Linked DNA regions of Homo sapiens: regions 2, 3 and 4 are each linked to region 1. Evidence: chromatin contacts called from ENCODE Hi-C data. All regions are on one chromosome and are shown on one strand. The core of a region is the stretch at or near the end of the contact, and the rest is flanking DNA. Distances in the headings are between cores, read along the strand shown.

Region 1 (3,161 bases), core at 5-2,504:
TCCAGCATATGTCTAATGTTGGCTCACCCAGTCCTCATCAGCTTTGAGCCATCTCACTTTGCTTCTAATATTCCTAAAGCCCCTCTTCTTCAGAGTCCCTACTCCTCTATTTTACTCAGTTTCTCTTGATTCTATATCATGGCTTCATTCTTCTCTACAGTGTTTCTAGGAATACGAAAGAGTAGGGATGTTGTCTGAAAACTCCAAGGTTGAGATATAACATACTGTTTAATAACAGAGATGCTGAAATCAAACTGGTATGAATTTACATCTTTCCCTTACTACTATTAATTCTGGACCTTAAGTAAGTTGTGTACCTTTTTCAAGTTTCCTCATCTGTAAGAAGGAGGACAATAATAATTCCTATCTTGTATGTTATTGTCAGAATTTAATGAGTTAACAAATATATGTAATATATATGTTTTATATATATATACACATTTTGGTTTAGTGTTTGGCATATAGTTAAGTACAAAATAAATATTAGCTATTGATATTAATTTTGGGGTTGGAGGTCAAGAAATAAGGCTGGAAAGTTGGGAGGCTCCATTGTGAAGAGTGACTTAATGATTAAGAAGCTGGATTTTGGGCAAGAAAAAAGAGGGGCTTTGGACAGGAGAGTGCATTCATTTTCTATTGCTGCCGCACAACATGAAACTTAGTGGTCTGAAACAACACAGACTCACAGTTCTGGAGATCAGATGTGTAACATGGTAGGCAGATTGCATTCCTCTGGTTTTGGGGAAGCCGTACCTTTCTCAGCTTCTAGAGGTTCTCCATATTCCCTGGCTGGTGGCCAAGCATATTCCGAATTCTGCTTCCGTTGCCACATCTTCGTGTCTGCCTGACTCTACTGTGTCTCTCTCACAAGAACTTTTGTCCCAGATAGTCCAGGACTATCTCCCCATCTCAAGATCCTTAATTTAATTACATTGGCAAAGTCCCTTTTGCCATGTAAAGTAACAAATTTGCAAGTTCTGGGGATTAGAATTTGGGCTTTGATGGAGGACATTTCAGCCTACCACAGAAAGTAACATGGCTGTCTGGGGATTTTCCAGGATAGCTTGTGAGATTAGAGTTAGGAAGGCCAGTTAAGATGCTGTTGTGAGAATGTGAGAATGCTGTTGTGAGAATGTTGTGGGGAATGTGAATGTAAGCATTAGGGGCAATCAGGACACTGGGGAGGAATGGCTGCTGAAGAACTAAAATCACCAAGACTTGGCTAATGAGATTAGGAGAAGGGCTTCTTTCTAGATTTCTAGCTGCAGGGACTTTCAGCTAGGGGATGGTGGTGTCAGCAGGAGCTGGCAAATACCAGGGGAGGTGACCGACACATTGACTAAGGCTTTCTGAGAAATCTTGCTTCCTGTAGCCTGCAGCCATTCGTTATAAAACACAGAGAGCAGTCTGGCCCAGAACAGAGTTTCCCACATTTCACTCATTCTTAACAACTTTTTCCAAACCTGTCTTTTTAATGTTTCAATTTCTGAATATTTTTCTTTAAATAGACTCCAGTAAAAGTAGCTTCATCCTAAACAATTAGTTTCACAAAACCACAACTCTGATATGCCTGGATATTTGGATGCACATACTATTCATACATACTCATTAAAATGGAAATGTATTTTTCCATGCACCAGCTAAAATTATTTCTCAAACCATCAGTGCTAAGCAAACCACATATATGCAAATGTCGGGGAAATGACAAAAACACAGACTGAGAGATTCAAACCTAGACTTGAGTGTATCACTTGAGTCCCTGGACTTTTATTTCCTCATATGTGAAATAAAGATAATGTCTAACTTATAATAACTTAGTTAGATAATTAGTGTATGGAAAATGCAAGGTGCCATATCTTATAACAGGAACCCAGCCTATTATATGCATTTATATTGTTGAATCTTGTGATGTTTTTTCCTTATATATTAAATAAGTCAGTCTTTTCATAAGACCTGTCAGTTAATTTTGATAAACACACTAGGGAATTCATCGTCTTTGCAGTCTAGGTGGCAAAGCAATTTTACTTACTGTTTTTTATTACCTCATGAGTCTTCTTTACTTCCAGGGTACTTCTTTACTTCCAGAGGAGGTATGGAGGTATGGAGGTAGACATAGCCAGCTGAGCACACTTAGTGACCAAGAATAAATTCTTCTATCGTCAAGTCCATTCTCCTGCCTCCACTTTTTAGGGATACTCAATAAGACTGATGTGACTTTCCCCATGTTACTTGAAAATGAACAGTTTAAGGAAGAGGGAAAAGTAAACCAAGAGCCAGAGGATCAAGTGACCACGAGGGGCTTAGGGAAGGCATTCATTCCTGTTGACTGTGCTAGGAGAACCCTGGGTCAGGAGATGCTGGACTCCTGGGGTAGAAAACCTAGTTCTTTTCAAAGATTTAAAGTAAAGTTTTGAGGTGGAAAGCCCTACTGTTTTCTGGACTATATTAGAATCATTCCTCTCCTCATGGCTGTGGATCATATTGCTTATAAAATACCAGCCTCGTGACCCATTTGAGAACATCACTGAAGGTCCACAAGATAGGAACAAATGGGTTTTAAAAAACACCCCAGGGTCTCTCCCTACTGAATCCCTACCCAGTCTAACAGAATTAGACTCAAAGCAGCATTTGCAGAAGATAGCCCTCTTTGCATGAGCTTTCCAATGATACATCTGGTTTTCCTTTTGAAAAAGGCCCTCAAACCTCATAAAACTGAAGTCCTTTGATTCAAACCACAAATTCCTTATAGCTAACCTCAGCAAAACTCCTTACACACTCTGAGTACTTAGTCCCTGTAACCCTTATTCCTCTTTTCTCTTCCATCTTCATTAAGTTAGTGGGAGCCAAGCTTACAAGGATAAATCTGATTGTTTTGTTCAATTCACTTCATATTAATAAAAATTATGGGTCATTTTTCTGCCTTAGACCTTTGCTTTAGAATAGCTACTATTTATTAAACTCTAACTATGGCCAAGTACATTACATAGCATCCCACTTAAACTTACAACAGGCTTACAAAGTAGGTGGTATTTTTCCAGTCTTTCCAATGAGGAAAGAGAAACAAGCAAACAAACAAAAGTTATTGTTTCATTGTCTTCCTGCTGCTAGATGATAGATCTAGTAATTCAAATCCAGTCGGTATAACTCCAAAGCCCTCACTT
Region 2 (3,349 bases), core at 838-3,337, 1.7 Mb before region 1:
TGAAATCCCAGCTACTTGGGAGGCTGAGATGGAAGGATCGTTTGAGGCCAGGAGTTCGAGGTTACAATGAGCTGTGATCATAACCCTGCACTCCAGCCTCTTCTTCTTCCCCCTTTTCCTCCCCATTTATCTCTCCTTCTCTTTAAAAATAACCTTTATTGGGCCAGGTGTGGTGGCTCACGCCTGTAATCCCAGCACTTTGGGAGGCCTAGGTGGTGGATCACTTGAGGTCAGGAGTTCAAGACCAGCCTGGTCAAGATAAAAACCCCATCTCTACTAAAAATACAAAAAAATTAGCTGGGTGCGGTGGCAGGCGCCTGTAATCCCAGCTATTCGGGAGGCTGAGGCAGGAGAATCGCTTGAACCTGGGGGGTGGAGGTTGCAGTGAGCCGAGATCACACCACTGCACTCCAGCCTGGGAGACAGAGTGAGACTCTGTCTCAAAAAAAAAAGAAACAAAACAAAAACCTAAAAATCTTTATTTATTCCATCACCCAGATATGATAGTGTGAACATTTCAGCATCTTTTCTGTGTGCATATGCACATTAAAAAACAGACCTTATTCTATATTTTATATCATGTTGCCTTTTTAAAAGGAAAATTGTAGCATGAACCTTTCCCACACCACTAAATGCTCTGTGTTTTACGGTGGTTGCCCACTCTTCTTTTATATGGGTATACTGTATTTATTTAACCAGTTCTGTATTCAGATACTTCTGTCTACTCTTTTGCTATTGTAAATAACCCTGTGATGAAAATCCTTGCGCATGGATTGCCTCTCTGATTATTTTCCTTGGGAGAGATTGCTGAAAGGGAAATGACTGGGTCATGGGTCATAAACATTTTAAAGGCTCTTTACACATATTGACAAATTGCTTTGCAGGAAGATTCTAATGGTTTATCGTCTTATCAGCAGCATAGACATGACTTGGCCCCACGGGCTTCATTTCTGCCTGTGCCTCTCTGGTCTCCCTGGCATCCCAGTCTGAGCCTGTCACTGTCCAGTAGGCACACTTTGTTAGGATGCAACACATCTCTGGGAGCTCACACGCCTCCCCTTAGACAGCTCTGTCAGCAGGGCCTGGCCTTAGCCTTTCTGTGGGTCTCTTCTCTTTCTTAGCATGTGACACAAAGTTCTTGGCATCTACAATGTCTAATTTTCTTTCTTTTTCTTTTTTTTTTTTTGAGATGGAGTTTCACTCTTTTTGCCCAGGCCGGAGTGCAAGGGTGCGATCTCGGCTCACTGCAACCTCCACCTCCCAGGTTCAAGCAATTCTCCTGCCTTAGCCTCCCAAGTAGCTGGGATTACAGGTGCCCACGACCATGCCTGGCTAGTTTTTTGTATTTTTAGTAGAGACGGGGTTTTACCATGTTGGCCAGGCTGGTCTCGAACTCCTGACCTCAGGTGATCCACCCGCCTCGGCCTTCCAAAGTGCTGGGATTACAGGCATGAGCCACCACATGCGGCCTGTGTCTAATTTTCATGTTCATTTTAATATTTGTATAAGAAACTACTTCTATTTAAGAGACAGTCTCTCGCTGTGTCCCCCAGGCTGGAGTGCAGTGGTATGATCACAGCTCACTGTAACCTCAAGCTCCTGGCCTCAAATGATCCTTCCACCTCAGCCTCCCAAGTAGCTGGGATTTCAGGTCCAGCTTGCTATTTGTTTCATGATCTTTCTTTAAGCACCTTGCTTGATGTCATGTACTTAGAAGCCATATTAGAAATATACAGTCATAAGGACAAGTCCTGCTGGGTAATCCAGAGCTTAGGGAGCTTCCTCTGGGCTGGGCTGGGCAAGGTGAGGGAGTAGGGTGAGAGGTTTGGGTGATAATTGACCCTTGGGGGATTGCCTGAGAAGGAGACAGTTCAAGTGTGCTATGAGTGCAGAGCAGGGACTGGCCTGGCTTTGAAGGGACTCAAGTGACCAAATCTCTTGGCATGTGGCTCTCAGGATGCCTCTTGGTCCTGTGAGGCATGAACAGGATAGATGGGGGATGGCGGGGGCTGGGAGGGCCCAGGAGCCCAGTGCAGTGGGGGGTGAGAGCTGGGGCTGAGGACTGCAGAGGGCCTAAGCCTGTGGTTAGACTTCCTGTCAATGAGTGTAGCTCTCACGGTGAGGGTTGATGGGGAAGGTGGCAGCAACAGTTCCACAGGACAGCAGCGTCTCTCTTTCTGTTTCCATCTTATGTATGAGGGGGTGTGTGGGTTCTCGGGTCGGTGGCGGGCTGACAGTCTTCTCTGGGTCAGAGGGTTCTCTGTGGCTGGCTTTGACAAGCTGCTGCTTCCTCCCCCCGGGTCCTCACCCAGCCTCTTTTTGAACTGCCCACTCAGCCTGCTTTATTTCCAGCCTCTAGATCTCTGTAATCCTGCCCGGACCCTCCTGCTGTCAGAGGAGCTGCTGCTGTATGAAGGGAGGAACAAGGCTGCCGAGGTAAGACTTTCACCTGCATTTTTTAGGGGGCTTTCTGGGTGGGCTTCATTGGCATTCTCCAGGCCCCTCACTTTGGTCTCTTCCTGAGTATCTTAGAATTGTACATTCTCAGGGTAGGGGAGACCTGAGAAGGACCCCGCCACTCTCCCTAGCAAAGGCTACCCAGCTTTTTCTTGTACATCTCCTTTCAAAAGCTGTCGAATCCTTCTTTGATGGTTAGAAAGTTTCCCCAGCCCCTAAAGACACCCCATTGTTTATCCCACCTTCCTCTCAGGAGCAGAAGAGATGGCAATTTACCCTGGCTGTGGGGAGTGACTTTGGTGGCAGGAAGAGTAAAGCTATTAGCCAAAGTGAATTTTTAGACCAGCATCAGTTTACCTGAGTTTTCTGGGCCTGTTTTAACCCAAATCCCATGTCCTCTTCTGAGAGACGAGTCTATGATTTCGCCTGGGTTGTAGCTCTGCCTGTGGGGTGCTGACATGGGACCTGTGTCACCCTTCCTGGGAGCTGGCCTGGGATGCTTTTCTCTAATTGGGAGAACTTCATTCATCTACACAACCCCAGAGCTGGTCAGTTCAGTCTCTGAGCTTAAACTACTTGGGTACAGAAGTTGGAGCCCTGGGCTCTGCCCTGGCTACCTGGGGCCATGGGGTGAGGGTAGCAGGCTCTTTGCAGATCAGGCCCCAATGTAGAGCTGCCTTGGCTGAGTCGAGTGGCAGCTTGGGGTAGTGGAAAGATCAGGAAACTTGGAGACAGGAAGTTTGTATCGAGACCCAGGTCTGCTGCTGGCTCACATGTGATTTCTTCCTTCTTCCTCAGTCTTTCCATCTGAGCAGTAGGTATGTGTGTATTTGAGGCAGTAAGGGCAGGGTCAGAGGTTGGTCTGTAAGGACGCTTTAAACCTCAGCCTTCT
Region 3 (2,962 bases), core at 335-2,834, 1.5 Mb after region 1:
ACTGGTAATAAACATTAAAGAAGAGTCAAACACTGATTTTTGTTTTAAGGGAGAAGAGAGATTTTTTTTTTTCAAGACACTTGCTTGAGCTAGATCCCCAGGAGTATTTTTAACACTCCTCTGTAATTAGGGAAACATCAGTATGTCTGTATTGATACATATACACACATATATAATATGTATATATGTAAGACTATGAACAGTCCTAAATTTATACTTTGGGCTGATAACTGTGGTTTTCAGGAAAAAAAAAAATTTTAAACGGGTGCAAAGTCTCCCCAACTGGTCTAAGTGAGAAATCATTTGGCATTACCTCTCCCTTATCCCCTACCTGCTAATTACAATTTTTCAAATATAGTTATCATTAAGTGCAAACTACCATAATCTTGGCTTATCTTCATGGCAAACTTCAATTAGAAATTTAGAAAATGGGGAGAAAGAGTAAACAAGGTTAAGAGAGTGGGTTCTCAGATAGAATTGGGTACAAATTTGGGCTCCAACACTTAGGTATATGTGGCCTTGTGTAACCACCTAGGTTACACAACAGGTGTAGGTTAACCATCAGCTGCCTTATCTCATTAGGTCCTTATGAGGATTTAGTGAGCTATGCACCTGAAGTCCTCAGCTGTAGCCAGACAGCAAGTGTTCAAAGATGTTAGTCATTGTTTTTGTTTATTGTTTTATCATTGTGCAGGGTCACATAGCTAAGGGGAATTTCAAATCCAAGTCCATCCTACTTCAAACTCCTTTGTGCTCCTAAGCTGTACAGTATAGTCACCTTGGAGAGTAGGTGATTGGCCCCAAACTACTTCAGGGACTGCAGGTCGTGGCCAGCCAGTCCTGTATCAGACCTCGTCCTTGCCAGATGCCTAGTGCCCCAGATTCCCTCAAATCTCAGGCCAGATCACCTCCCACCTGGTAAGATTCCTCCACCTTCACCCGAGCAAAACTACACTTGGTTTGGGTTCCCGGGTACCTTCAGTCTGCAGGGACAGGGGCTGCAGAGTGTACTCCCCAAGTCTGCCTCTGCTGTCGGCCTCCCAGCTGAGTAGGCAAAACATTCCTTTACAGAGCAATGTGTTCATGGATAAACTTGTCTCTAGTGCAGCTCTCTGTCAGAGCACAGAACATGAGGCCAAAGCACTGCCCTTCCTAGGGAGTCCCGGTTCTCGACTTCCCCAGAATGGAAGTTTGATTTTTCCGTTGGCCCATTTCTCAGATGGAAAAACAGATTCAGTAAGGTGCCAACGCTTTGCTGAGGACTACCCTGGAGGCTACCGTTTTGTGAAGGGGTAGACATTGAGACTGGAGTCAGATACGCATTCTGGCTTATCTCCTGACTTACTGAGTGAACTTGAGCAGGTCCCTTTCGCCCATGGGCGTCGGTTTCTTCATCTGCACCAAGGAGACGGAAAACTGGATTACGTGTCGCTAAGGCCCCGGGTTCTCAGAGGAAAGCTCACCCCTGCAGGGCCGCCTTGCCCCGCGCGCTTGGGGCCAGCTGCACGACAAGCCCCAGCATGCTGGGGAGGCGGGGCTCAGTGACGGACAGGGAGCTCTGCGAATTGGCGCCCGGCAAGGGGTGCTCAACGGCGCGTGCGCAGAGGGAGGCAGGCGGGTGGGCTGCCGGCGGTGGACTCGTCGGAGCCGCGGGCGGTCAGGTAGGGGGCGGGAAGGAGGGTTGGGGACTGGGGACCGCGGCCGGAGTCGTGGGCCGTGGCTCAGCGGCCAGGCGGGGGAACGTGCCGGCGTGCAGCGGCCGCGCCCGAATGGCAGGGTGTGGGGACCGGATCTGGGGGGGGCAGGACTAGGGTGGGGGTGGGGCTGCGAGGGGCAGGCTCGGGAGGGATTCGTGGGGCTGAGGAGATCCGAGGAGATGCAGCTGGGGGAGGGGAGCGAGGGGCTCTGAAGAGATTTGCGGTTGCAGCATCTCGGGAGGTATGAGGTAATGTCGGGGCCCTGAGGAGGAACGGGGTGTAGCATGTGGGAGATGGGAGGGAATCAGGGCCCTGGAGGGACCTGGGTGCAGAATTTCAGAAATATGAAGGAACTGGGGGGCCCCGATGAGATTTGAGGAAATCTGGGGGCGCTAGGCATCTGGCAAGGACAGGGTCTGAGATGATAGGAGCAAGGTCTAGGGCGATCCTAAGTGCTATTGAGAAAGGGTTTTCGGAGTGGGCTGAGGGTGAGATTGAGGGGGTGGGGTGAGTTCTTGAGGGACTCTATCTTGTTAGCAGAAAGAAGGGAGCTGGCTGAGGTGTGAAGGCAGCACATGACATTCAGTGCATAAGAGGAAGGAGCAGGGTATGAGGGCAGCACAGTGCCCGATGGAATGCAGGAGATGGGGGCTCAGATTGAGGGAGAGCAGAAATCTGGGGTGAGGAATTGGGGCGTTGAACTGAGGTGCGGGGCTGAGTGTGGCAGAGATTTGGAAATAGGGATTAAACGATCTGAGTCCGAGGGATTTGGGGCATATGAGTGAGGAATTGACGAGGGTTGCAATATACAGCCCCAAAGATTGGAATTTGGAATTGTAAGAGGGTTGGGGACAGGGTTTGGAGAGGATTGAATCGTGGGGTGGAGATGTCCTAACTGGGCTATAAAATCAAAGGACCCTGAGTAGATTTGTGGATTGGTGTCTTGGGCTGCTAAAGAGATTTTCCTTAAATCGCTGCATGGGAGACAGAGGGAGTTCAGGGGACCCAAGGACCTAAAAGTAATGTATGAAACTGGATGAGTATATGAAGATGAGCAGAGTTCAGGTGCTGAGGAACAAAGTGATAAATCTTCAGTTCAGATAATCCTGAAGGAGTGTGGTAATCCCTGTGAAGGGCAGAATCTTCTTCATTTATTAAACAAAGATCCGTTATCATGAGGCAGGTATGGTATTGCCACTAACTCCATTCTGACCACCGGTCCCCCGGCCCACTGAAAGTGGTAGGCTTTGGGGAAGAAGAAGTGG
Region 4 (3,078 bases), core at 305-2,804, 1.7 Mb after region 1:
GTGCCCATGCCCCATACCTATGGAAGACACAGAAACAATGTGGTCAAGACAGAGATGGGAACTGAGATAAGACAGAAAGAGATAGAGAGAACTAGGCCATATGTGATGGCTCACGCCTGTAGCCCCAGCACTTTGGGAGGCTGAGGTGGGTGGATCACCTGAGGTCTGGAGTTTGAGACCACCCTGACCAACATGGAGAAACCCTGTCTCTACTAAAAATACAAAATTAGCTTGGCATGGTGGCGCACGCCTGTAATCCCAGCTACTTGGGAGGCTGAGGCAGGAGAACAGCTTGAACCTGGGAGGCAGAGGTTGCAGTGAGCCAAGATCACGCCACTGCACTCCAGCCTGGGCAACAAGAGTGAAACTCTGTCTCAAAAAAAAAAAAAAAAAAAAAAAAAAAAAAGATCTGTGGTTGTAGATACTGCCATGTATGAGCCCATCTCTCACACAGCATCATCACCAATCATGTGGAACAGTTGGTTCCCATTTATAGTTAAGTCAGTTAGGTTTGGTTTTGGCATAGACTGTGAATAGAGTCTACAAAGATAAAGGAGAGGGAAGGTATGATCAGTAGAACAAGGTCCTTCAATAAACTGAAGTGCATGAGATCAGGGTCAGGCAGAGAGATTTCCCTTAGATAGGAAGCAAGCCACACTCTAGAGATGAGTAGGAGAGGGTGGTATTGGTATTTGGTGGCAGAAGCTATGGGAGGCACCATGGTTAAGATCAGTAGGGGATCTGTAAGCATGCAATCACCAGCAAGTTATCTATGATCTCACTTTTCTCTCTTCCACTCAAGGTAACATTCCCCAAACACAAGTGGGAGATGTTATTTTACTTCTAAGGTCATATCCATTGCATTTTAAAAAATCCCTCCAAAAGACAAAATATTTTGAAACTTGAGTAATTAGACTATTATTAGCACTACATTTCTGACAACTTACCTAACCCCATAGTTTCAAATACTAAAAATCAGAGTAACTTGAGTAATGTGACTATTTTTGTTGTTACATTTCTTGGGACTTACCCAATAACTCATGTGGTCAAAGCCTGTGGGTTGTGCCACTATAGCTGAGAGCAACTGTATTGACTAAAATCACAATAATATGTAAGCTTTTCCATTACTTGATTATAACTGCATTACTGTATTTGTAACTGCCTTTTAGTTTATTCTTAATGCTAGTGAGCACTTGACATGATTTGAGAGTTGCAGAAAATAGCCCAACCACCACCACGACTTTATGAATAGTAATGCATGGGGTATGTCTGACTACTTACTCTAGACCTACCATAGACATGACTAATCAATTCTGGCATTCATTCCTATTGGGCTCGCATGCAGCCACAGAATCCTTCTCGGCCTTATGCTCCAGAGAGTATAAGGCTGGCCTCAAAGATGCAATGCATTTGCTATTGTTGATTGGCTTAGAAGCTCTTGGGGTTCATTCCTGTTCATTTCCTGGTGAAGAAGAAATGGCCTCCAGGATCTGGCAAGAATAAGGGCCCTGGAGCAGCCTTGAGCATCTGGCTCTCAATTTCCGCATTCTTTCTCTCCCTTTAAGAAGAGGTGAGATGTGATGAGAGGCACAGGCTGTGAGGCCTCAGGCTTTTATCTCTGGCAATGACATGGGCAGCGTGACATGCAGGGTAATGAATTGCCGTCTTTGCAGAAATGAATAAGTTGTGGTCAGTGATGAAATGATCAATTTGCTCCATCATGTTAAGCTGCCCATTCATCATCCACACCTGCTGTCAGGAGCCCAGGGCCGCTGATATTGGCCTCAAGCCTCTTCCTCAGCTAGCCGAGCAATCGCCGTTGGAGCTGCCTCCAAGCTCAAGGCTGCCTTTGATTACAGCCTTTGAGGAGGGGCCCAATTACTTACTGCTCAGCCACCGGTGACTCTGAAAACAAGGGACATTTGTGCTGACCTGGGCTGTTGACATGTAGCCTAACAAAATGTGAAAGACCCTCTGACAGGGATCCAGGTGGCCCGTCTTATTGTCCCACAGTGCGACCTTGGGCCAGGCCATGTCATTTCTGTTCCTTAGCTTCTCTATTATAAAAGGAAGGGGTGGAGGAGACTCCCAGTTCTCCATCTCCGACCCAATAGATCTGCAAATGTCTGCTATGGAAAGGACAGTTTGTGATTTTAACTCCCCCACCCACTGAGGCAAATAACAGCATTTATTAGCTGAGATTGTTTGGCAGCAGTGAATCATTCTTTGGCTTAACTGAAAATAAGGTGTAATTATCACATTTTACTGATAAGGAAACTGAGGCCTAACAAGGTTAAGTGGGGTGCCCAAAGCCACAAAGAGAGGTTGTGTTATAGTTACAATTGAATCTGTATCTGTTTGACTTCTAAACCCTTGCTTTTCCCACTGCAAATTGTTTTGGCTAGAGAGCAGGCTATTAAGACATTCTAGCCAAGCCAATTTCCTGAGAGTTCTGCAGGTACCAGGTGTTGCTGGAGCCCAGCATCTGCTCAGAGGAAGGCAGAGAGACCCAGAGGAACCCAGAATGAGACACTCATTTTTGCATCCTCAGTTTCCAAGTTAATTTTCTAGCTCCTGGTTAGGACCCGAATTACAGAGACCAGGCAGCTGTCCAACAAGAATGCTGACAGGTTTCATTGTCCTCTAGGGTAGCTGCTGCCTAAAGAATATTTGATTTTTTGTTTTTTTAACAACAACAAAAAAGATGGGTTCCCTGTATTGAGCATCTCCTGAGTGCAAAGCCCTGCACTATGTGCTCAACACTTGATCCTTGATGGTTTAAAGCCTCAACAGTGTGATCAGGTTAGTTGCTCACATTCTTGGATAGAAAAACTGAAACTTAGAGCAGATAAGAGACTTGTCCAAGGTCATTTAGCTCATTAGTGGCAGAGCTGTAGCTCAATCTGTATCCATCAGTCATCTGTCCATCAAGTCCAGTGGAGTAGAAGGGGTCACACAATGGGCTCAGAGACAGAGAACCTTGTGCTAGTTCACACCCTTGACCTGTCCATGTATGTATGGACATGTAAGCTTGGGCGGGTTACACAGGGCTTGGTTTTCTTATCTTTTTTTAAGGGC

What was found. A loop is a pair of places that touch in the nucleus more often than their neighbours do. Pooled maps may share reads with other maps.
Region 2: a loop to region 1 is called in a pooled map, with 19 times the contacts of the local background. The contact joins two enhancer-like sites. A Hi-C loop is called at or near these places in 2 of 37 single-sample maps with no recorded cell type and 3 of 50 pooled maps.
Region 3: a map with no recorded cell type shows a loop between it and region 1 (9-fold over the local background). The contact joins the promoter of TRIM32 here to the enhancer-like site in region 1. A Hi-C loop is called at or near these places in 4 of 37 single-sample maps with no recorded cell type and 4 of 50 pooled maps.
Region 4: a pooled map shows a loop between it and region 1 (10-fold over the local background). The contact joins two enhancer-like sites. A Hi-C loop is called at or near these places in 3 of 37 single-sample maps with no recorded cell type and 2 of 50 pooled maps.

What each region holds. Positions count from the first base shown.
Region 1 is chr9:115,205,972-115,209,132 of GRCh38, forward strand. All of the region lies in intron 1 of DELEC1 (deleted in esophageal cancer 1), which reads left to right. Among named protein-coding and RNA genes, the nearest start is that of DELEC1, 66 kb to the left of the region's middle. Within about 2 kb of position 1,255, at least 2 of the 41 ENCODE cell types and tissues checked have a DNase peak (open chromatin) inside an H3K27ac peak, as active enhancers do.
Region 2 is chr9:113,515,189-113,518,537 of GRCh38, forward strand. RGS3 (regulator of G protein signaling 3) reads left to right here. Exons shown (of 23, transcript NM_001394167.1): 14 at 2,353-2,436. Among named protein-coding and RNA genes, the nearest start is that of RGS3, 53 kb to the left of the region's middle. RefSeq lists enhancers at 2,047-2,296, 2,457-2,586, 2,988-3,277. Within about 2 kb of position 2,088, at least 10 of the 41 ENCODE cell types and tissues checked have a DNase peak (open chromatin) inside an H3K27ac peak, as active enhancers do.
Region 3 is chr9:116,685,721-116,688,682 of GRCh38, forward strand. It overlaps TRIM32 (tripartite motif containing 32), which reads left to right and starts at 1,585. Exons shown (of 2, transcript NM_012210.4): 1 at 1,585-1,661. The region is part of intron 16 of ASTN2 (astrotactin 2); the gene reads right to left. RefSeq lists enhancers at 1,252-1,571, 2,012-2,061 and a silencer at 1,642-1,841.
Region 4 is chr9:116,950,962-116,954,039 of GRCh38, forward strand. All of the region lies in intron 10 of ASTN2 (astrotactin 2), which reads right to left. Among named protein-coding and RNA genes, the nearest start is that of SNORA70C, 230 kb to the right of the region's middle. Within about 2 kb of position 1,555, at least 3 of the 41 ENCODE cell types and tissues checked have a DNase peak (open chromatin) inside an H3K27ac peak, as active enhancers do.